Linked DNA regions of Homo sapiens: region 1 is linked to region 2. The links are chromatin loops, found by intact Hi-C in ENCODE. Cell type or tissue: mammary epithelial cell. All regions are shown on one strand. Each heading gives the region's core, and the rest is flanking DNA. Links, peaks and the distances in the headings are about the cores only. Region 1 overlaps DIRC1 (disrupted in renal carcinoma 1). Region 2 holds the start of LOC105373791 (a long non-coding RNA gene).

Region 1 (16,556 bases), core at 3,533-11,532, 220 kb after region 2:
ATATTTGGATCATATTTTTAAATCTATCCTGTCAATCTTTGTTTTTTAACTGGTTCATTAAGACTTTACATTTATTATAACAATATTTAGCACTGTGTCTGCCATTTTATTTTTTTCTTCTGTTCTTTCTGATTTTCATCTCTGTTGTCTTTTTCTTACCTTTCTGTGTGCTACTTGAACATTTTGGAGAAACCTATTTTGATTTATACTGTTTTTGAGTGTGTCCTTTTGTATAGCTTTTCACTGACTACTCCAGTTATTACTATATATGTATTCACACACTCACACACACACACACCTCATATGCTACTGTTGTCATTTTACCAACTAGAGCAATATGAAGAAACCTTATATTCCTTTATGTTCCTTGACCCTTTCTCATTTATAATATAACTGTCTTAAATATTTTTCTCCACAGATATTTAGAACCAAATCAGACAGTGTTATTATCGTGGTGTTTATTGTCAAACATAATTTAGAAAACTCAAGAGAAAGAAAATCTATTGTATTTAGCCACATTTTGCTCTTTAAAGATAGAGTAGCTCCATAATCCTAGGAGTTTGTGCTACACTGCTATTATTTTTACCAAGACTCCATTGAGCATCCTTATCTACCACACACATATCTAGCACCACTGGATGTGCCATATCTACAACCTGAGTGGTTGAACAACATGTATGGCATCCTTGACTTGCTAGTTTCTTCTATTGACAACTTTAGGATTCACTTGATAAATATGGAAGAGAAGTGTCCCCAAATGTACCATATACTGCCTTCAACATCCTCATAAACTTTCAAGTGGCATGCCCCTTTCTTAGTAATAAGGGGTGAAAGAGGCAATAACTTGTATTTAACTTCACAAAGGAGCATTCTAGCATACTTCTGACACCCAAAATGTTGACTAATTTAGCAAATGACTGAATCCTCATGGAGTTTATATCCTACCATTTCCATGTTCATAAGTATCTGACTAGGGCATACAAAATACTTACCACATACTGCTTATCATGTTCAGTTAGCATGATATCATTCATGCAGCAGACAAGGATGATATCCCACAGAACATTAAAACAATCAATGACCCAACAGACTATATTGTGACAGACCACAGGGGTGTTACTTTAGTGATCAAGATAGTGAATGTGCACTACTTTCTTTCCCATAAATTAGCAAACTACTTTCAATTCCCTTTATTGATAAATTTGAAAAGAACAAGTGTGAAAGGCTGGGCTGATATGCCACAATAGTACTTCTTGCTCAGCTACTTCTATTAGAGCTACAATGCAGTTAACTTTAGAGCTTCCACAGTCTACCTGGTTTGGGTTAGGGCTAAATAGATCAATTGAGTGGACCTATCATGGAGACTCTATCCTGCTTTTTTAAGTCTTCAGTAGTATTAGTATTGTTCTAATTCAACATCTTTGTCAGGTCAGGGACTGTTGGGTTCACACTGGTCACAGTGGTGGTCATTGTGTGGTACAAGGGCTCCCATTTGGCCTTTCCTGGCTTAATGGCTCTTACTCCAGCCACCAAAGAACCAATTGAGTGTTCTACAAGACATCATTTAAATCCATCTCATGTAAACATTCTGGGATGGGGAAAATCACTACAATGTGGTTCAGAGACACATTGAACTCTCCTTACATCACCCGGTATTCACAAATCTGTAATTCAACCCAAGGGAAAGATGGGGTTCGGGATTCTCTGGTGTCAGTTACAGCTTAGAATCAGATACAACAGTTCTCAAAAATCTGGGAGTTATTTGTCTTCAGGTAACAATCATTCTGGAAAATGGCTGCAAGCCCCTCTGCGGAGTGTATTTGTAGTATTGGTTCAAGCATCAGAGGGATGTGACATCTCATTTAACCAACGGCTGCTGGATAAGAAAACAGGCAAACTGATTCTCATCACAGGGACTTTGCACATGACGTTTCCTCTGCATGTAGCATATCTGCTGTTACCCACAGTTTTCTTTCCTTAGTTAACTCCCAGTTGTATTTCATAGTTCACCTTCTTAGGGAAGACTTTCTGGGCCTTATAGGTCAGGTCAAACACTCTTACGTTACATTCTCACAGTCTCACACACCTAATTCTCCATAGTATCCAAGAATATATTTATTGCTATATATAAAAAAGCATATATTTGTATGATGCTAGTTTGATTAATGTTTGTCTTTCTCACTAGATTATAAACTCCATGAAACCATGATTTGTTTACCATGCCTGGGATTTAATTAGCGTCTAATTAATTTTCACGGAGCAGAATAATAAATGGCCTAATTCTGAAAACATAAAAATTTGCACATGACTAAATCTGGCAGAAACCATCACTGAGCATAGGCACCTCTTTAAAAATCACGTTAGCTCTTTCTTATTCCCCTTTCTCAACGTGGCTGTGGCAGGCTGACCAGCCAGCTTTGTTCCAGCCATGCATGTCCACTACAACACTTTCACCCACGTTTCATTTAGAAGAACACATTCTACCCAGCTTTGGACCTAAGAGTTACAAGAAATCTCAAAACTGTTCTTGTTAAGTTAAAAACAGATTCTTTAAATTCAAATGATGAGAAGTAAAAATTTTTTAAAAAATAACATATAACAAACTCCTTTCCCCCTGACACTATGCTTTAGGTAACCGAAATACAAGTGGAATAGGCTGAGTTGGATGTTTATTATAAAAGTCATAATCCTATATTATAAAAGTATAGTAATTATGTACTTCTGTATAAATGTGATGCCATTAGCAGTGAGAGTGTTGCCTGGTCACTGTCTAAGTTAATATCAAGAACTGAGAAATGAGTTAAATTCAGCATGGGTGAGAACATGAATTGTTTTGTCAGTCTGATTTTCCGACACATCTCCCATGTTTTCCTTTATCTTTGTTTTCCTCCTTTCATTTTTTTTTTAACTAGGATTTAGGCTAGATTGTAGCATTTTGGTGGATATTGTGCAGCATATCAAATGCATCTGAATAATTAGCAAGTCTAGGAAATTGCTTTTAAGTAAGGGACTATTTATAAGTGAGGGTGGGGAAATGAATACTACTTATAAATAATATGATCCTCTATTTAAAGTGTCAGGAAACTTATTTTGAACGCAGACCAATGGAACAAAACAGAGACCTCAGAAATAACACCACACATCTACAACCATCTGATCTTTGACAAACATGATAAAAACAAGCAATGGTTTATTTAATAAATGGTGCTGCGAAAACTGGCTAGCCATATGTAGAAAGCTGAAACTGGATCTCTTCCTTACACCTTGTACTAAAATTAATTCAAGATGGATTAAAGACTTAAATGTTAGACCTAAAACCATAAAAACCCTAGAAGAAAACCTAGGCAATACCATTCAGGACATAGGCGTGGGCAAGGACTTCATGTCTACAACACCAAAAGCAATGCAAACAAAAGCCAAAATTGACAAATGGGATCTAATTAAACTAAAGAGCTTCTGCACAGCAAAAGAAACTACCATCAACAAACTAACACAGGAACAGAAAACCAAACATCACATGTTTTCATGTATTAGGGGGAGCTGAACATACATGGACACAGGAAGGGGAACAACAGACACTGGTGCCTTTCTGGGGAGGGGCTGGGGAAGGCAGAATATCAGGATAAATAGCTAATGCATGCTGGGCTTAATACCTAGGTGATGGGTTGATAAGTGCAGCAAACCACCATGGCACATGTTTACCTATGTAACAAACCTGCACATGTAATCCAGAACTAAAATAAAATAAAGGGCCCTAGACCTTGTAAAAAAAAAAAAAAAAAGAAAGAAAGAAAGAAAGAAACTACCATCAGAGTGAACAGGCAACCTACAGAATGGGAGAAAATTTTTGCAATCCACTTATCAGACAAAGGGTTAATATCCAGAATCTACAAAGAACTCAAACAAATTTACAAGAAAAAAACAAACAACCCCATCAAAAAGTGGGCGAAGGATATGAACAGACACTTCCCAAAAGAAGACATTTATGCAGCCAACAGACACATGAAAAAATGCTCATTATCACTGGCCATCAGAGAAATGCAAATCAAAACCACAATGAGATACCATCTCACACCAGTTAGAACGGTGATCATTAAAAAGTCAGGAAACAGGTGCTGGAGAGGATGTGGAGAAGTAGGAACAGTTTTACACTGTTGGTGGGACTGTAAACTAGTTCAACTATTGTGGAAGTCAGTGTGGCGATTCCTCAAGGATCTAGAACTAGAAATACCATTTGACCCAGCCATCCCATTACTGGGTATATACCCAGAGGATTATAAATCATGCTGCTATAAAGGCACATGCACATGTATGTTTATTGCAGCACTATTCACAATAGCAAAGACTTGGAACCAACCCAAATGTCCATCAATGACAGACTGGATTAAGAAAATGTGGCACATATACACCATGGAATACTATGCAGCTGTAAGAAATGATGAGTTCATGTCTTTTGTAGGGACATGGATGAAGCTGGAAACCATCATTCTGAGCAAACTATCACAAGGACAAAAAATCAAACACTGCATGCTCTCACTCACAGGTGGGAATTGAAGAATGAGAACACTTGGACACGGGAAGGGGAACATCACACACCGGGGCCTGTCATGGGGTGGGGAAGGGGGAGGGATAGCATTAGGAGATATATCTAATGTAAACGACGAGTTAATGGGTGCAGCACAGCAACATGGCACATGTATACATATGTAAGAAACCCTCACATTGTGCACATGTACCCTAGAACTTAAGGTATAATTTAAAAAAAATTTAAAAAAAGAAAAAGATCTCTCTTTGTTGTATAATTATGAGAAGTGATTTTCCCGTTCTTAAAAACGGGAGACCAAACCAGCAGTCTTGCAGAGCTGTGAAGAGATGTATGCTCCAGTGGGTAGATTTAACTTCATATCAAATTGTGTCATCTATGTGTTTGTGTCTACTTATGTGTTTTAATCTGGAAAGGCCTTTCTTGAGAATTAAATCCACATTTTGCTGTTTTAACTCATTTTAAAATATTGTTAAACAACATTGAATATGCTCATATCAAGGATATTTTTCACATAAGGTATGGTGACTATTTTCCACAATTGTTTTATATTTTAAATTTCACAAATTACCATCATGAACTTTCTATCATAACTTTGGCATTCAGCATTTTTTTGTTTGCCAAAATGCAGAATTTACATGGGGGAAAAGTAAGTGAGAGGTGGCCACCACACCAACTCTGATTCTCAGAGCACATAGGTCGTACAAGGCTGCCAAAAAATTCTGTTTACGCAGTGTTTTCTCTCAACTGTTTAAAAAATTTCACAAAAGTGGAAGGTGAGATTTAATGTAAAATTAATTATGCCAATGGAAATTTTACCACATTGACAATAAAACAGCACATGAAATACCAAGGACATTGTAAGTTATTTTCTACAGACTTTAGTGCACACTAGGAAAAATCTCATGGACACATATGTAAACTATCTATATAGAGTTCTTTTCTCTCTCTTCTTCAGTTCACAGTTCAAAGTCTTCCTCTGCCAAATTCTGTAAAGTAGTAGAGAACAGCTTGTCTTCATTGTGTGGATGGATAATGGAACACGTGTTAAAAGCCATTTTTATTCTTGGATAATTAATTTAACAATAACTTGTTTATGTATGTTTCTTTTAAAACCACATTAACATTCTGGGTATATTTGTCTCAGAAAGTTGATGGGAATATGAAGAAGAGAGGTATTCTGTAAATATATGGAATTGACATATTCAAACAGGTAAAAGTAATTCTTCTCATCTAAGCCAACTGATGAGTAAGAGAGAAAAGGGCTGAAAGAATTTAAAGGGTGTGAAAAAAAAAACATGGACAACAAATGTTTGACATTATGCAAATGTTCACTGAGTAAAGCAGCAACATGCAGGAAAAATTCTGGTTCTAATAAAATGATATTTAGACAAAAGGAATTATCATTGGATGGAAAATGTATTGTTTGAATTACTTAAACTTAACAAATAAGAAATGTCAAATGTTTTAGTGGCTATTAATAAATGTAAAAAGGTTATATAGAGAGACTTAATGAATTACGCAAGTCAAACCAAAAATTTTCTTAGATTCACCATATCATTAAATTTTGATTCAAAGTGCTGAAAATCTGATTACGTATTTAATTCTGGCTAGATGTTTATAAAATGCACAATATGTGTTCTTGTTAAGAAAGTGGCACCATTGAATGACATAAGCCAGAGCTTCTCAATCTGCTTGTGCAATAACCCGGAATGTCCAAAATTATTTTCAACAGCATCATAGAAATCTCAAGCCCCACTATCCCTTAAAGATTTCAGAACAAAGTAGATCTTAATTCATTTAATCTTTTTTGAAATCACAAATACTCTAAAGAAAGGATATTTAGGATGAATGAGTATCATGAAACAAAAATAACCTCCAAAAAATTAAGAATCACTTTTTTAGGCAATAAATACAACCACTGAATGAGAGACTTTACTCATTGGTAAAAATTCTCCCAGAGATTTGGTTCATGGTTAGCCAGCACCTCAGAAAGCAAATTTTCTTATTTCTAATGAGATAGGAATGTGGCTTATTTTTCTTTTATCCTTCCAAGACCACTAATTATATGCATTATCTATTTCTTCTAATTGAAATCAGATTTTAGCATTTGACAATTCCATGGAAAACAATGGGAACAAATGCAAAATGGGACAATTTCTATTTTGGTTTAGTAACATAGGGATACAAATTACATCAACTTCAAAACATTTAATATTCAGTTCTGAGTAAGGCAACTTGGAAAGTAAGGCACATTTACATTTCAGTTCAACTATTTAACTAATATTTAATGAATCTACTGTGAAAAAAGTACAATGCTGAGCAGAGAGGAGATTGCAAGGAAAACAAAACAACCCCTACTGGGTAGTTTTCCAAATAAATTGAGACATTGAACATAATCACAAAACTATGATAGGATGATAAAACAATATGACAGACTCAAATAAAATCCATTGGTATTCACCGGAAAATAACTAGCTCATCTTTGAGGCCGAATAATATTTTGGCATACAGAAATACAGAAGGCAAGGCATTCAGATAGAGAGAATGGAGTCAAGTATTCACATGTCATGAGTAATTTATAGAGTAGTTAATTGTTCAGTGTGTTTGGTACACAGCCAGCACTAATGTTAGATTGTGGCCCCCTTGTGGGGAACTTTGAAGGCTAAGATGAGAAGCGTGGACCTCATTCATCAGGAAAGCCAATGGAGATACTAACAGGCTAGTGACACAACAACATACACATGCTTTAGAAGAATTAATTTTTCAGCAATATTCAATAGCTGAAGTTGGTAAAAGATGTAGGCATGAAGGTGACTTCATAATTTTAGGCCACTACATAATACTAAAGAGAGTAAAAAGAGACTGAAATATGGGGCTGACAGCAAGAATGGAAAAGAAGGAAGACACAGGAAGGAAGGAAAGGACTTTTTTTGAATGATATTTCAATACACTTCTAAAATTTAACACTGACAATATATTTCAATATTAATTTACTTAAGTTGGAAATCTATCAGTAAATCCTAATAATTAAATTAGTGAAAATACTTAGAAGTGAGAGTTTTTTATGTGTAATGTTACAGCATTAGTATGGATCTATTCATGTTTTAACTATTCATTTTTGATAAATGTTAGCAATGTGTTTTAGGTTTATAATTCCTAATTTAAAAATTCAATATCCAGTTTAATTAGAATGTGAATGAATGAGTTAAAGTTTAACTAAGAAAGTAGGAATAAACATAATTTTATCAGTAATCAATGTACAATATAATCAATCAATATGTAATTATTGAAGACTTACTAAATACAAGCTATTGTACTTTTACATAATACCTCTGTAAGAAATAATTTTTTTAAACAAGAAGAGACCAAATATTTACATAACAATATAATTTAAACAATAATAAATGCAACACTTCATGTTATGTCATTGAAAGGAAAAGTTAAAAACTCAATTATGCAACAACCCCGAGAAATAAGTGACGTCGGGCAAGTTAATGTTCTATAAAACTTTGTTTCCCCTCCTTTTTAAAATGTAAACCTTTCTTGGTAGAACTATTCCCCCCAAATATAGAATGTTGTGCCTTTTTCTCAAATCATTTTACTGTGCTGCATAGAAAAAGCTAGAGATTCAGTTGTGAATGTGGAGCATTGGACTAAATAATGACCCTTGCTGCCTTGTGATAATGTTATTTTCTCTTATAGTTTTCATTACTTTATTTCTCATTTGCTTTGTCATACTTTTCTGCTTGTGGACTTTCCCTGAATTTCTATCATTATAAGATGTTATTGACCAAATAGGGTCTGTCTTTCCAATCTTTTGCATTGGATATAATTGGTATTCTATTTTTTCTTCGTTGCATTTGTTATTGCTGAATACTAAGGAATTGCTTGCTTAACCACCAGAGACCTTCTTCTCAGCAAGTTTTCTCCTTTTGAACTTGGGAATCATATTATGCAAAATAAGTAAATCCACTATAGACCCCACTAAGGATATTTGTAAGAACTAGAAGATAAGTTTCTTGGAAATGCTAAAGATCCTAATGACCTTCCTCTCTGCAAAAGTTAGACTTATATTCCATGTACTTCACTTATTTAATAAATTGAGGGGAATACATTTTTACTTCTTCTCTTTATTATTATTACTATTTACTTTATTTTTTAAGCTAAAATGTTTTAACCAGTCATTCTCGGAAATTAGATAATGACAGTACTGGGCTTGGAAGCGGGGTCATTGACATTCAATCTCATTCTCTTCAGTGGGAGCCAATGTTCCTTTTTGAGTTTCTGCTTTCTCAGTTAAGTAAGGAGCAATTCATTTTTAATTACCCCTCTGTGATTGACTTCTAGCAATTATAATCAAGTTCTGGAACCCAACCCTTGACTAATGCAAAATTTTTAAATGAACTTAGATGAATTAATGGTGAGTCTGAGACCATGAGTTTTGCTTTGAGCAAAGCTACTTAATGTACTATGGAGATGAAAACATTGACCTTATTCTTATTAGTACTCCATGAGAACTTGCTCATTTAGTCTGAATAATAGGTTTCAGAATGATGTAAAGATTAGTAGAATATCAAGGATTAATGTGTTCTTGACATAATTTTAACTGACTTTTTAAGAAAACTAATAATGGTTAAAGCAAAGAGAGGAATAAGTAACAGAAATAAAATGTAGTTTCTAGAACATGAGTTACAAAGTGGAAGTTAACCAAATATTAATTTTTTTATTAGCTTAGTCATTTTGAGAACCATTTCTCAAACATTTTTGGAGCAAAAGTTAAATATTGAAAAATGAATTAGATAATTTGTATTTTATATATCTTTAGAACATATTTACTTTTTATATAAATTCTTATGAGATTCTCCCCCGTTTTAGATTTCAATCTGAATTTACACGGCTGATTATCATTGTACCATATGTGTTTACCAAATATTAGTGCCACTTTTTTTCCTTCTCCCAGCAACCATGGTGATATTTTCATGCATTTATCATTGCACACAAACAAAATTCCTTAGCATGATCTTCAAGAATCTATACGAACCTAGCACCTGCCTACTTTTCTCAATCTTATGTTAGATTCTTCACATACTCACTATGCTCCTGAAGACTAAGGAAACTAATGAGATAAAAGGACTTTCAGAGTCACAAGGCATGGAGGTAAAATGATCTTGAAGCTCACTGAAAACTGAATGATTTGGGGTTGGGGGGCACCTCTTATGTGACAACAGATCTCTCAGTGGTATCAGCCAAACCTTGGGGCACCATTGGTGGTAATATCTTTCATGAAACAAGAAGAGTGTAATTATTCTGTTATACACTTGGTCATTTTTGATGGTCATAATAATCATAATCAACCTAGTACACTGTGAACAGAATTTCTTGTTGATTATAATAATCATAATCATTTGAATTGATTGACTTTAATACTCACAGGAGTTCTTTGGGGTGGGTACTCATCATTTTTTACAGATAAGGACACTGAGGCTCTGAGAGGTTAGTGATCTTCTCAAGTTCACACAGTTTATACATGGTAGGACTGGGTTACAACCCAGATCTGGGTGACCCAGAGTGCGTGTTCTTACCCACCGTACAGTACTGCCTCACTCCTATAGCCTCCTATGGAAAGAATTACCAGAGCACACTCAGAAAATGTTATTCCTAAACATATAATATTAAAATGTATCTTTTAGAGACTATTGAATATTTCACATCCAACCTTTTTTAGAAAATTTCAATCTATTTTGTGAACTAAAGTGTGAACTTTAGAAGTAATGCAATTTTGTGTTTGTTTGTACCTCCATTTTTTTAACATTTATAACAGAGTATGATCCTAGATTCCTTTAGGAATGAAATAGAATTGTTTTTTGCAAAAATAGTTACCTATATTTTATTACTATTCTGTACTTCAAATGCACTTCCAGTTACCATTAAACATCATAATTCCCACATTTAACATCTGGATAAATACATATAGGTTCTACGCCAAAGAGCTTTAACACATGGAAAAATCCACTTGGCATTCACTAACAATTTCCATTTCTTTAAAATTGGGCTTTGCTTCTCTAGTAAGCAGAGATGAAAGACTGTAATTAGCTAATTTTTTCTATTCAATGTTATATTTGCTATTTTGTTTCTATATTAATTTTCCCTCAACACGTCTGTTGTCTCTATTTTTGATGAAGAAGCTCTTAATCCTAATGGTATTTAAGTACTGATTTCTTTTCTTTATTGTGTATAAAGAAGCGTATGTTTACTTTTGAAACTCCATTTTTTCTGTGTTATTTCCCTGGTGATCTCTGGCCTATTAAAGCATATATTATATTATATGCAGAAAAGGATGATGAGCTTGCTCATACAGACTACCAGAACAACTCCTGCTAAAATAGCATATCCATTTATATTTCAGTAAGTAAATTGGTGCCCCTGAAATTTCACAATTTAGTGTTACATCTAAAATTAAAATGGTATCTGTACATTTTAAACTTAATAAGTTAAATGATACATATGACATTAATGTTTGAGGAGTAAAATAAATTCACAAAATTCCCATACATTGTACTTCATTTTACTTTACTTGCCAATTATTGTAAAGAAAGTCATTGTGTATTAAGAACCTACAGAAGGCTTCTTTTTACACAGGAATTTTAATAATACATAATTAATTATCTAATTAATATCAATTTTTCAAAACCAACCACCAAGAAAGTGAAAGCTATATGTTGATAAAGCGATAAGACCAGGCAATTATTTCTGTCAATTGCAGCTTAAATCTGAATCATTTTCTTTGAAGACTAGCGCTTTTACATCATTAGTTTAATTTTTCTCCCTGTATTGCAGATACTGTGTTTTCTCAAAGAGATCTCATATGCTCCCTTGAATAGCCTCTGATTGAAAGGCTCATGTTTTTGCAAAATACACTCTTTTGTGATATGTTTTAGATTTTGTTCCTCAGTTGACAGCTTCCTGTCCAAAATTGTCAAGAAGAACATATAAATATTGCATCACACAGAGATACTTGCTAGTATAATTTCCCTGAAAAATAAACCAACCGAATATTTGATAAGTTAGAAGTTTTAATCACTAAGAATGGTTTTTCCTCAGGTTACAATAACCTTGGATGTTGGAATTATGCACTGATCTCTAAATGATGCATAGTTATGGGGCTCTTTAATAAAATTGGAAGTAAAAGATTTATATTTGACATTAAATCTCTATGAACATTTTGCCAACATAGATTTATTGGCATTCAACCTTCTTTCCTTTATATCTTTATTAGCAAAATTCTAGAAAGAGTACTGAATAGAAATGTTCACCTTGCTATTAAACTCTGTTTTACTAACAAACATGTACCTGGATTTCAATGACAGATACTGTTGGAAAAGCACTATTTGTTTTTGAATTATGAACTATGAGTGTTAAGGCCTTTAGTTGCTAATTGTTGGCTTTCATGTTATCAAAATTATATCCTTCATATAAGACTTCATATAAGACTTTTTTATTATCACTGAAATTTGATTAAATCTATCTGGTTGAAGACAGTAATTTTTCTGTTTCAAGTAGACAATCATTATTTTCTTTATATCTCCATTTCCTCTTCTCCAACATTTTCCTTATAATTGTTTTCACAAGCTGTAAGAAGGAAATAACTTTAATAATTTTAAATTGGCTTATTCAGTATTGATGATGAGTAACAGGGGATAAGAATTGTCATTTAGTTCACTTGTTGATTAAATATTTTTAGACGCCAATCTACATTAAAGCAAATAATAAATATTTGATTTTTAACATTCAGCTTTGGATAACAACCCACCACACAGAATAACTACATTTCAGGTTTGAAACAGAGTCCAACTGTGAGCTGAATATGTTGAAGCTCTCATTAAGCTTCATTATTCATTAGTCAATAGAACAATTAAAATAAGAAAGAAAATTAATTTTCTTTGTATTATATGTACTTTTATTTATACATAAAACTCCCATTGCTCCTCAGTCAGTTGTGTGGATACAAGTTTTTATCTGCTATGATATTAATTTTGCCTGAAGAACTTCTTTTAATATTTTTGTTGTAGGTGTTTATTGTTATAAATTATCTCCTGTCTGTTTGTTTGAAACAAGCCTTCTCTTTTATTTTTGAAAGTTATTTATACTTGGTAAAGTATTCTGGGTTGACCTTTTCTGGTCTGTTTGGCATTTTAAACATGTCACTTCCTCTGGTTTCTGTAATTTTGAATGCAGTCTTGAGAAGTCTGCTATCATTCATAGACATATATATATATATATATATATATATATATACATATATATATACAGATACGTAAAATATATATTATTCTGTATTTAAATATGTTATTTTTTTCTGGATTCCTTCAAGATTTCCTTTTTACCTTTAGTTTTTAGCATTTTTCATATGCTATTTTAGGTGATTTATTTATTTAGTTAAATAGCTAGTCAGTTTATTCTGCTTGGTTCTCTATGAATTTCTTTGATCTGTGGTTTCACATCTTTCATTATTTTTTGAAAAATTCTCAGCCACTAACTTACAGTATTTCCCTTCCATGTTTTGCTTCTCTTCTTCTTTTGTGACTCCTATTACACCTATGTTAGACTGATTAATGTCGTCCCTAAGGTCTTGCATGCATTAGTCTTTTCTTTTTGCTCTTTGTGATTTAGCCTAGTTTCTTTCTATTGAACTATCTTCATATTTACCAATTCTTCTTTCTTTGTCAAAGGCATTTTTCTTATTTCAACTACTATGTTTCATATATCCATCATTTCTCTTTCTTCCTTACAGTTTTCATCATTCTGATGAAATTTAAAATCTGTTTTTGGCCAGGCACAGTGGCTCACGCCTGTAATCCCAGCACTTTGGGAGGCTGAGGTGAGCAGATCACTTGAGGTTGTGAGTTTGAGACCAGCCTGACCAACATGGAGAAACCCCATCTCTACTAAAAATACAAAATTAGCCAGGCTTGGTGGCGCATGCCTGTAATCTCAGCTACTTGGGAGACTGAGGCAGGAGAATCGTTTGAACCTGGGAGGTAGAGGTTGTGGTGACCCGAGATCGTGCCATTGTACTCCAGCCTCAGCAACAAGAGCGAAACTCCATCTCAAAATAAATAAATAAATAAATAAAATCTGTTTTTATAATTTTTTTCTCAACTCTAGTATGTGCATGCTATCCACTTTTTTTAAAAAAAGTTTTTAAATACAGTAATTTTAGTTATTTTAAATTTTCTGTTTCATAGTTCCATAGTTCCATATTTGGATCATATATGGACCTGGTTTTATTGATTCCAATATATCTTGCCAGCATATTGTTTTTCTCACTTCATTGTTCTGTAATTTTTTGATAGATACTGGACATTGTGTCTGAGACAATATAGATGAAAATAAATATTGCTTATGTGTGAAATGAACATGTCTCTTTATGCTAGACTTTTAGCCTGGCAGATTGAGTTAATCTAGTCAGGGTTTGAGCAAGATTTAGGTTTTGCTGTTGCAATGATTTGGGGACACCATTGGTTTAAATGTTTTCTAGCTTTTCTTTGAGCTTATGACAGGACCTTAGTTTCAGGGAGATTTCCTCAACGATTCTGTTCTGTCTTTAGTTCTATATTTTTTTATAGCCTTACTAATCAGAGAAGACCTCTCTCTGTGTTGTTGCCTCTCTTTCAGCAGTAGACTGATATTACTTAACACACATTACTTGGTAGTATGGTGCTGGGGAATGGAGAGGCTTTTCTCTTGTTCTGCTTTAGCATCAGTCTTAGGCAAACCCTATATTCCCAGGTCTTAGGTCTTTTTCAGTGATCCTGCCTCCACTGTGGTAGAGGACTTCTAATGTCCTACTTTGTCCCAACATCAAGTGCTTTTTTTCTCTTTATTTTCCCACACTACAATGGATTTCCATGTATTTCCTGAAAGATATAATATATTGTGTCCCTCTTTCAGTGGTGCAAGGCTTTTTTTTTTCAATGTGTAGACAGACAAGAATGATCTAGTTGGGACTTTGTGCCAAAAAGGCAATAATGATACACAAGTTCATTGTGCCTTTCTCACAGTGGTTGGTAAATTTCTCCCCAATGCTTGCATTAAGCAGGAGCTGTCTCTGGTATCCTAAACCTTTCTTGTAAGCACCTGGAGAGGTACATGGACAAAAGATTAGGTGCAATCTTTCTTTGTGTCTGTGGCTACAATTCTGTACTTTCATACTAAACAACAATTAACATTTAGAAATGTGTTAAAATATTTAGCTTTTTTTTTTTTTTTTTTTTTTACCAATTTGCTTGTACCCTATGTGTCTTTCCTTTATACTTTTGTGCAGATGAACCAGTGCTCATGTCCTATCTCTCTTGGAAAGCACCCATGTTTCCTTAGACTTAAGACTGATTGTCCAGTAGCCTCAGAATCTTAGATTAGTTCAAAAAATCTGTGATTTGTAGATTATCCAAATTTAGGAAGAGCCAAGATGGCTGAATAGGCACAGCCAAGAAGAGCTTTTCTCACCTAGAAAGACCAGATCATCAGTAGACTGGCACACTCCAAACAGATTTTCAGAAAGATGGCATTGAGTGTGGAAAGAGGAAGGATGCAGACCCAGGGCTGGAAGAGTAGAAAGCTGGAAAAAACACATGGGGTTTCCAAGCACCAGGACTCATTTCTTGGCCCAAGTGGCTCCCAAGGAAGGAGTAAGTGAAATAGGTGTGGAGTGACTCACTCTCACCAATGGATTTCCAGAATCCCAGCTGCAGGAGACCCCATGATCCCCATAGACATTTGAGAAATCAAGAAATTATTTGAAACTACTAAAAATAAAAATACAGCATACCAGTATCTTGCAGACTCAATTAAAGCAGTGTTAAGACAAACATTTATGGTCCTAAATGCTTAGATCAAAAAGTTAGAAAGATCTCAAATTAACAACTAACATCACATCTAGAGGAATTAGGAAAACAAGAGTGAACCAGTCCCAAAGCTAGCAGAAGAAAAGAAATAACCAAAATCGGAGCTGAATGGAACAAAATTGAGATGTGAAAATTCATGGAAAAATGGTTTTTTGAAAGAATAAATAAGATTGATAGATAGTAGCCAGAGTAATAAAAAGATAGTATCCCAATATACACAATCTGAAATGACAAAGATGACATTACCACCAAGCCCACAAAAATACAAAAAAAAAAAAAAAACCCTCAGAGTCTATTACAAACATTTATGTGCACAGAAACTAGAAGCACTAGAAGAAATGGATAAATTCCTGGAAACCTTTAACCTCCCAAGATTGAACCAGGGAGAAACTGAATACCTAAATAGACCATAATGAGTTCTAAATGGAATCAGTAATTAAAAAAAAAACCCTATAAACTAGAAAAAACTCTGTACCAAATGGATTCACAACTAGTACAAATCTTGCTGAAATCATCCCAAAAAATCGAGGAGCAGGGTCTCCTCCCTAACACGTTGTATGATGCCGGTATCATCCTGATACCAAAACCTAGCAGAGACACAATGAAAAAAGAAAACTTTAGGCATAAACAAACATTATAGACACAAAACTCCTTAACAAAATACTAGCAAATTGAAAAGTTAAACTCATGATTAAATAGACTTTATTAATCATGATTAAAAGCACATCAAAAATCTAACACCATGATTAAATAGACTTTATTCCTGGAATGCAAGGTTGGTTCAATATATGCAAATTAATATTAATAAATGTAACTCATATAAACAGAACAAAAAACAAAACATACATGATCATCTCAATGGATGCAGAAAGGGCTTTCAATAAAATTCAACATCCTTCATATTAAACACCCTCAGCAAACTAGGCATTGAAGGAACATACCTAAAAATAATAAGAGCCATTTATGACAAGCCCACAGCCAACAGCATACTGAATGGGCAAAAGCTGGAAGTATGCCACTTGTGAACTGCAACAAGACAAAAATGCCCACTCCCACCACTCCTATTCAACATAGTACTGGAAATCCTGGCCAGAGCAATCAGGCAA
Region 2 (9,334 bases), core at 13-8,012:
TTCATTCCATTCATTGCAATCCATCAAAACTGAATGGTTTTGAACTAAAAGTCATATTACATGCAAATTAATGTGGTTTAATTTTACCAAGATTTCAATTGCTAATAACTGTTGGTGGAAAGGAATTAAATATGGAATTCCATCTTTGAAGCCTTAATCAGTTTCTTGGTTATGATTTCTCTAGTTAACTGGGATTATGCATGCTGGAATGGCTGAATTATAGCAGAATATATATTAATTTGATTTTTCTAAAAATGAGGAAGAAAACACCACCAATGGCTATACTTACAGGGGAACCAGGATGACCAGATGTACCAGGGGGACCGGGAGGGCCTGGGGGGCCCTGGAATGTGAATTTGAATGAAAAACAAAATAAATGAATGCAAAATACACTTTATCCATGCTTCAAAGCAATGACACTCGCATTGTTAAAACTATGAACAACTATATCTCATCTTTTGATAACTTTTTGATAACTATTCATGAGATCTATAATGAAGATCTTAGCAAGCAAACATTACTGTAATGAAATTCTCACAGATTCTATATAAATTATTAATAAATGTTATAAAATGTTGTCCTGAACTCTTAAGGAAGGGAATTAAAAATCTGGAAAAACTAGTACATAATGCTATGAAAATCCCTGCAATGTTAGGGTTATATTGCACTGGTGAAGAAGCAATTTCTCGCTTGGCAGCCAAACTCAGTGCAGAAAAACATTTATTGGCACACTAGAAATCCTATAATCAAGTATCTAAAATAATAATGTAAATCAACCCAAAAGTCCCATAATTATGTTGATATATCTATCACAGAGTTAATTGACATAGAGATTTATATGATCATGCAAGAATCATCATACATAGGACAATTGATTTATCATTGTTCAGAAATACAGATTAAACTAGAAAACCTTCAGCAAGCTGAAAACAGTATGCTTCAGTTTTGTAACATGCTGTTTCTAAATACTGATAGTAAATTTATAAAACAATAGTTTGTATATTTCCATTTTCTCTTATAAACACTTTTCTGAGATGTTAATAAGTGTTGACTTTGGTTTTTTTTTTTAGTAAAAATTTATATGTGATTAAAAATAGGTTTAATAATATGAATAAGATAGAAAGAACATGATAATGCTACCATTTTCTTTTCCAACCTTAGTAGGGGTAAGCTATTTTGTACAATTCCATAAAAATACTGAATTCCTAGAAGAGCAACCATTCAAGATTTTACAAACCAGAAAGATAATAAAGCTCCAAAATGCTGAGAAACATTTGTACGTACAGCTGGTCCAGGATAGCCTGCGAGTCCTCCTACTGCTACTCCAGACTTGACATCATATGAATCATACTGGGGAGAATAGTTCTGTGGCAAGGAGACAAATAGATATGATCATTTTAACAGACAGTTCATAATTCTTTTAAAAAGCATTTAGAAGTGCATGCAACATCTACTGTCTACTGATAGGTTTTTGTGTGCCAAAAGATGTGGTATGTATTCACTAATTATCTTGTTTATCGTGTCTTTCTGTAGATTTAGACGTTAGATATCCTACAGAAGCATTTTCTTGTGGGATGCACAAATCTTTCCACTGTGTTCAATGTTAGTTCCCCCCAATTTTTCCTATTATGCGCTTACTTAAGCTATTATTTCTAAGCAGTAGCTACATCATTACAAACATAGGATCATAGGCTGTTTGAGGCCAAAAGAGTCTCGAGATCATATAATACACCTTCTCATTTTGAGCAAAAAAATGAAGTCAAATTATTTTTCAAACACTTAATGATACAAGTAAAATTCATATCCCCTGGATTCTGGTTAATATGACTAAAAGATTCACTCAAAAATAAACATCTCCATAGAAAATAAACCAAAAAATAGTAGAAAGGCTCATATGCTTATTAGATTTCTTTGAAGCTTTTTTTAAATTCTAAGTTCCAGGTCTAGAGTTAGGTTCTGTTTGGTTACTAGAATAAGAATAACTTAGACAATATACTTTGGTTCTTGTTGAATTGCTTTTTGAAATGCACTTTTTAACCTCACAAAAATTTGTGTAATATATTTTCTCGTTTCACCTAATTCCATGCAACAGAAATTTTGTCATATTTATTTGTTTGGTTGTTTTACCTGCAGATTTATTTGGCTGCCATGCTTCAGGAGAAGCAAGGTGTGCTCTGAAGTATTAGCAAGAGCAGTTTCATAGGCAGAAATAATCCTGTTCAATAGGAATACTAACAGTTCTTCAACTTCTTTTTGTCTAAACTTTTAGAGGCTTTGACATTGGTATTAGTAGGAGAATAAAGTATGGATACAGTACTAACTAAATTATTTAGGTTAATTTTTTTTGTTAAGTTCATAGTTCACTTCTTAAACATAATGTGTATGCTATATATCTGCTGAGAAATTAGCAAATTTTCCAAGGATATAGTAGCAATGACATTAGCATTATGAGGAAAAATGAATACTTATAAAGTACTTAGAATAGTGCCTAATACATAGAAGCACTAAATAAGGATTTATTAAATACACTGAATCAGAGAACAGATACAAAGAACTCATAATAGTGAGACGTAATATCGAGTAAAGAAAGAAGATGAACTAGATAGTTTTATGAGGGAATTTTTTAAGTACCGTAATTGTTATACCTGAGGACCAGTAGGGCATGATTCACAGATTCCAGGGGGGCCAGGAGAACCAGGGGACCCTGGTTGTCCTGGAATACCAGGGTCACCATTTCTCCCAGGAATACCAGGAGGGCCCTAAAAAAGAGATAAAAATAAATTAAATAGTGAAAAATCCTGGTGATTCACAATCATTATCAGATTGTTGTTTCTCTACTTTATAATATTAGGAAACAATATAAGTAATATATTTTCTTTATAACACATACTTTTTAATCAAAATCTTGTGAATAATTTAAGTATAATGTATTCCTTTGTATATTGACCTACACATTTTCTTTAAACTGATCATGGGGGTGAAGACATAATATGAAGTTTGGGAAATTGAAATCTTTACACGTACAATTATGGATTCTCAGTCTGTTGTTTGGTGCCATTATTCAAATATGTGGTAATGAAGAGAATGTATGATGAAAGCTCAAATCTAGAAAAAGCAAACTCTTACTAGAATTATCATTAGTATTAATTTTATTCTACTGAAGAATGTTTACTTACTGGATCTCCCTTGGGGCCTTGAGGTCCTTGACCATTAGGAGGGCGAGTAGGCTAATAAATGGAAAAGAAACAAGTTAAACAAGACACAGAATTTGCATATTATTTAGTAACCCAGATTCTAACCAATCCTTATCTTTAAATTGAAACGGTCACTTTTTACTCGTAATACAAACATGGCTATTTGATGAACATGACTTTCATTCCCTTTTAGGCTCCTATGATATAGGAGCTATTCATGTGTCTAAATATGAATATTGAAGATGTACAGTTTATCTTTAAACTCACAGCAGTTGGAGGCTGTGGGCAAACTGCACAACATTCTCCAAATGGAATTTCTGGGTTGGGGCAGTCTAATTCTTGATCGTCACATATTATGTCATCGCAGAGAACGGATCCTGAGTCACAGACACATATTTGGCATGGTTCTGGCTTCCAGACATCTCTATCCGCATAGGACTGACCAAGATGGGAACATCCTCCTTCAACAGCTGAAAAACAAGTTAGATGACGTGAAGTTTCCTTAGGTTTTGCTGAAAGGTGATTTTTGTTACTCTGTTAGGACTATTAACAATAGCCAAAGTTGAAAAGGTTTGAAACAAATAATTTCTTCCTTTCATTAGAAAATTATACTTGCCCTATGTAATTTGCTAAGTAGCAAGAAATTAATTAAAATATCATATCTGCTTGTTAACATAAAATTGGCACACCATAGTCAATTTTCCTTAAGACCAGCAGATATTTTAATTTCATTTATAGTAAGAATTAACATCAATGTATATCACACAAGCATTTAAACATTTATTTATTAAAGGAACATTGAAAATAAGCTCTTCTACCCAATTGCTATTCTTTGCCTTAACAGCAGATGGGAGCATTAAACTAAAGAGATGATTTTGTCACTAACTCTGAAGACTTTCTGGATTTTATCAACCTAGTTGAGAAATTCAGGGGAAAACTGAGCTAATCTTGGCAGCATAAAACTCTACCAGATTTTCCTGGGAAAGTTTTAACAGAACTTATTATGTGTATTGAATGTCACTGTTAGCTCTATTTGGCATTAGTAGCTCAACATGATATGACATAATATATTGTATATCCCATATGGATGTAAAGACATTTCCAAATCACCAAAAAGAAAAGAAAAAGATGTTTTTAAAATAAACATTGGCAAGGAATAAGTAAAAATAATAGGGAAAATATGAATCATAACCATCTGTATTTGTGGCTTAAAATGGTAAAAAAAATTGCTTCAACCAAAATTTTAGACTTGCTTCATAATTATATACAAGGTACTGAAATTTCAGCAGCTATTAACTATGAATCAGCTTAGGAATTGCCAAAACAAAACCTGGTCTCAATTCTTAAGGCATTAGCTGTGTATTGTGGTTAAATACAACTTTAGTTCTTGACAATTAGTATGATAGTTTGCCAGTAATTGAGTAAATAAATAATAAGTTTCTAAGCATCTGCAAAAATTTTTGCAAACAACAAATGATGTACTGTTCAGTAATTTATATTTTTGTGAGATGGTGAAATTTTTATTTTCTCAAAGCCAAGATATTTAAAATGTCTATTGAAAGAGGCCTGCTACCGAGTAGGCAAGTAGTTCAAAATTAGTTTTTGCCGCCTAGTGGTCAAGAGGCCTTTTAGTGGTCCTAAGATTTTTCCATCTGGGCACTACATGCAGCCACAAAAGATCACCTTTTCGAGGTCCCGTTGCTATATCATCTCTCTGTCTAGGGTAATAATAATTTAGGTTTGTGTTTAAATGAGTTGAAATGTTTAGCTGATTTAGTAAATGTTCACCAAAAAGAATTTCAAAACCTAGACTCTAGAAAGTACTGCAATTGCTTCCCCACCTCATTTCCATTTATGTGTTCTGATACAAATTTAATGATATTGTACAAGACACTTGATCTACTCAAGAAGTTTTAAAAATCCATTCTTTTTTATGTTACAATTTCTCAATGTAGTTTACAGCTAACGAAGGAAAGCTTCATTTTTTAATTGCAATTTTAAGTAGGCAAATAATTTGTTTATTTAGAAAATTTATTCTAATTCCTCCCCTATGTCTGAAACACATATATGAGAACATGGGATATATTTTCTATATACATTTCCTAAGCTTTTAAAACAGCATTTCTTAATTCTTAGTGAATATAAAAGCTGAATACCAAAATGCTTATCTCAGTGGAAATGAAGTAGGCCTATTTGAATGGTGTTACGGAAAATATATTTAATAGAAGAGCAAACAGTCATTTACACATTGGTGTGAAGAGTAATAACAGGTGAGTCTATGCATTAAACTCATTTTGTTCTCTAGACAGAACTGGCGTTTCATATTTAAGTACTAAGTTCACCAGTCTGCAGAAAAGGTCCGAAAATTTGGGTTTGGAAGATTGTGCAGTAAAATTACATGGAACACTGTAATTACATTGGTTCCTTTTCTCAAAATGAACCACTTAAAAATTTTCTCCAAATCAACTTTATATGAAATATTCCTACAGATTAGTTTCAGCCCAAGATTTTCCCATTAATAATGTGTATTTTAAGCCCTCCAGATCCATCCTCAAAAGCATTGTTAGATTGTACAGATGATTCTTTTAGCTCATTGCCTCTGGATCAGGCATATCTTTTCACACTTAATACAGCACGTGGATTATGAAAAACAGCCATTGAATACTAAAGGCATATTAAAGACAAATGAAGATAATAGTTAAAGCTAGGCTCAAACATTTCCTATTTTAAGTATCTTCTATATGTTCTTGATCTGCCTAGAAATTAACATAAATACTTTTCCCTCCTGTGTATTCATCCTCCTATGTTTATGTCTCATTAAGGGTGTCCTCACATCATTAGAAATACAGTACTTTCCATTTGTTCTGCTAATTATTAAATAAATGAGCACAATATTGACTTATTAAAATTGTAAATGAGTTTGTTAAAATTGGGTCAAATGCAATGTTATAAGTATTAACGTTGTTATTTAGCTTATTGTTTCTAAATTTTATTAGAAACATATTATAGTACTTTTTAAAACACGGAGGCCTCAATATAAAGATTATTTTAGTGCAATTTTAAAAATTATCATATTCTTAAAATATTTTTCTCTTCTCACCTGCACATGACAGTCAACATGGTGCATGTATGTTTTGTTTTACTTTAGAAAGTCATATTGTTTTAAGTAAAAAAAAGAGAGTTGGAATGTTTAAAAAATAAGAATTAATGCAACTTTATTTATTGCCATAACTTATTTCACATCCACTTGAAATAAATTTGGCTCTCCTGAGAAGTCAGTTCCTGTAAAAACTTGTGGCTGAAAATTAGCCCTTTCTCTGTTTTTCTACCTTAGTTACCTTTGCTGAAAAAAATAGTTTTGTATAGCTTCCTTTATTATTCCATGCATGACAAAATATAGTTAGCAATATATTCTACTGAAAGTTAAAGCTCTTAGATTGATGTTTCATGGACCTTCATTTAATACCTAGTAATATGTGCGAAAATCATGGCAAAGTCAAGGAAAAGAATGTTTTGTTTCTAGAGGAATAAAAATGCTCTAGTTAGCCATTTGCAACATTTAGAAATAGAATAGAAAATGGGATTTAGAAGTAAGTCATCTCATATTATTCTCTTCATTTCTTAGATATCTGCATTCAGAGTAGCTTCGGTTAAAAAAATAAGTTAATTTTTTCCAAAAATATTAAATAAAAGGCAAATAATTTCATTCTACTATTGAAAAGTAATGGACTTTCCAATTATTTCCATTATTTTAGTTGTTTAAACTAAATCTCTCTGTTCCAATTTATAATTAATTTTAAATTCCATCTCCCATGTCATTTGGTGTTTCTGTTCCTTACTACGAAGTACAATTCTGAAAGAAATTTACTTGTGATCACACAAGCAATGTATTAAACTCAATCATCTCCTTGCTGGGATCTATAATATAAAACATATTGAAGCTAACACATGTCTTAAACCACTCTTAGCTGCTTCTTTCCTAGTTTTCTATTTTGGAATTTTAGAGAAAAATAAAGCCAAATAACATAATTTTATATTTTTAGATGTGCATAAAGCTTACTATTTTGTGATTTTTTTGTTTCCATTCTTCATGTTAAATCATGCTGACTTGAAGAAATCATATTGTTTGGACAAAAAATGAATGTTATGTTTGTCTTAATACTATTTTTGGAGCAATAATATTATTCCCTAAAGCACCTAATTAAATTAATTAATTTGGCTTGAATGAAAAGTGAATGTTTTTTCCTTTTCTCTTCTTACTAAATCCTTATCTGGGAAAAGATGTTGTATAATCTGAAAATCTAAGAATCACAGATATGATATATAAATTATCATAATTATTTTCATTACTTTAGAAAGCTGAATATTTTGTACATGTGGGTATTTGGCATTCATATAGTTTCCAATTGAAATAATGTTTGGTTTGCCTTTTAAATGATATTGTTTGGAAAACATAAATTTTAATAAAATATTTTTTCTGCTGCTTATGTATTTATCAGAGTATCTTAAAATATGTTAGATTACTTAACAAAAAGGACTCTGAAGAAAGTATCTGTAGACATTCTAGGTGAATAATTTTAATTTAAAAGCACTGTTTTGCATAGAAAATAAGATTTTATTTATTCTTGCTACCTCCAGGAAAAAAAGTTGATAAATTATCATTTGTAGATATTTTCTTGTTTCATATTTTATAGATATATGCTTTTTCAATCTCCTTAGAAATGTCCTTTAAGTTGATTAATCTTTTAGAATTCAATTAATCTTTTAGAATTGTCTAAAAGATTAATCTTTTAGAATTGTCTAAAAGATTAATCTTTTAGAATTGTCTAAAAGATTAATCTTTTAGAATTGTCTAAAAGATTAATCTTTTAGAATTCAATCTCCTTAGAAATGTCCTTTAAGTTGATTAATATTTTATCCTGTTAAAAATAAAAATAATTAGATAATTAGAAAATTTTAAGTATCATATATCTAACCACCAGCAATTGCATATATAATAAAATCTTCTTAGTGTCAAATTATAAAAACATTGAAGAGAATATATTCTACTTGTCTTATTACATTTGGCAAACAACTTTAAATTGTATAGTCTTATAAATAAAATTTTACATTTCACCATCCTTATCACTAAGTTACTAAGTACTTTAATTTCTTCCTTAGAGTAATTTTATTTGCCAGCGTTAGTAAAACTAGTGCTATAGTACCTCCTATCTTGTAGGGACTGCTCTGAGTAGTTTGAATATCTATTTTGCTTCATACTCCCAAAGGCCTTATGAGCTTACAGCTGTCATAATCCTAATTTTACAGATGAGGAATCTTAACTGCAGAAACATTAAGTAATTTTCCCAAGGTTACACAGTCAGGGTGAAAAAGAAGATCTGAGTGTAAGAAGGCTTTCTCTAAATTTGATACTCTTAATTACTGCATTCTATTTTCTTTCTGCTATTTCAAAACTGAGTACGATTAAAGAAGCCAACTCCAAAGCTCTGTCCCATATGATTTTTTATCCCTGCAAGGTTAAAATCTGAATCTAGATAGGTATATTTTGAAGGACAACAGTTCTTTGCAAAATATTTTTCTATCTGGCCTCAAAACAGGAAGATGCCATCTGGAGTTAAATTCTCCTGTTTATTTTCTCTTGACCTTATGAAGAAGGGTTATATCTCTAAAGCTACCCTGATGACATCCAGACCACCAACAGAATAAATGTGTGACTCAGAAACCCTGCATACATTTTGCTATATACAAAAAAGTAGGGTTCTAACAACAATAGTACCAGACAGAAAAGACTTCTGCATCCAATGCAAAAATATGTTTAAGATGTCTCATTAACACACTGTTTTTCAGAAAATATAGTTACTAAATGATTCATGTTAATATACATCTAAGTTCATCAGAAGTTTTCACTGAATGAAACTGGAACGTTGTGAACATGCTATGCAACTCCAAAGAGTATTTCTGTGATTTTAATTTACTTGAGAAATGCAGTCTCTGTCATCCTCCACACAAAATACTATAGAAAAACAGTTTCAGAAAAATATATGCCATTTTACTGAAGCAGTACTTTCTTAATACTAGAATTCAAGGGAAGTTTAACTTTTAATAATTTCTGGATCTTTTCTCTTTGATGTTTACATCTT

Evidence for each region. Hi-C counts contacts between places; a loop is a spot of excess contacts. Peaks named below come from ENCODE experiments on the same cell type or tissue, not always from the same donor. Only the 100,000 strongest peaks of a DNase experiment are listed, where the experiment ranks them.
Region 1: it touches region 2 in a loop (13-fold over the local background); 10 of 110 quality-filtered maps call a loop at or near these places.

Annotation. Positions count from the first base shown.
Region 1 is chr2:188,756,343-188,772,898 of GRCh38, reverse strand. All of the region lies in intron 1 of DIRC1 (disrupted in renal carcinoma 1), which reads left to right. It overlaps LOC105373790 (a long non-coding RNA gene), which reads right to left. Exons shown (of 4, transcript XR_923685.3): 4 at 13,002-16,556. Among named protein-coding and RNA genes, the nearest start is that of DIRC1, 26 kb to the left of the region's middle. In mammary epithelial cell, for the core only: a CTCF peak has its summit at 7,196 (motif pointing left); a DNase peak (open chromatin) is centred at 7,178; H3K27me3 peaks cover 364 bases.
Region 2 is chr2:188,979,090-188,988,423 of GRCh38, reverse strand. COL3A1 (collagen type III alpha 1 chain) reads right to left here. Exons shown (of 51, transcript NM_000090.4): 2 at 3,462-3,664; 3 at 3,177-3,227; 4 at 2,646-2,759; 5 at 1,285-1,365; 6 at 290-343. It overlaps LOC105373791 (a long non-coding RNA gene), which reads left to right and starts at 3,605. Exons shown (of 3, transcript XR_007087614.1): 1 at 3,605-3,713. In mammary epithelial cell, for the core only: CTCF peaks have their summits at 4,048 and 4,807 (motif pointing left); no DNase peak of the experiment used is centred there.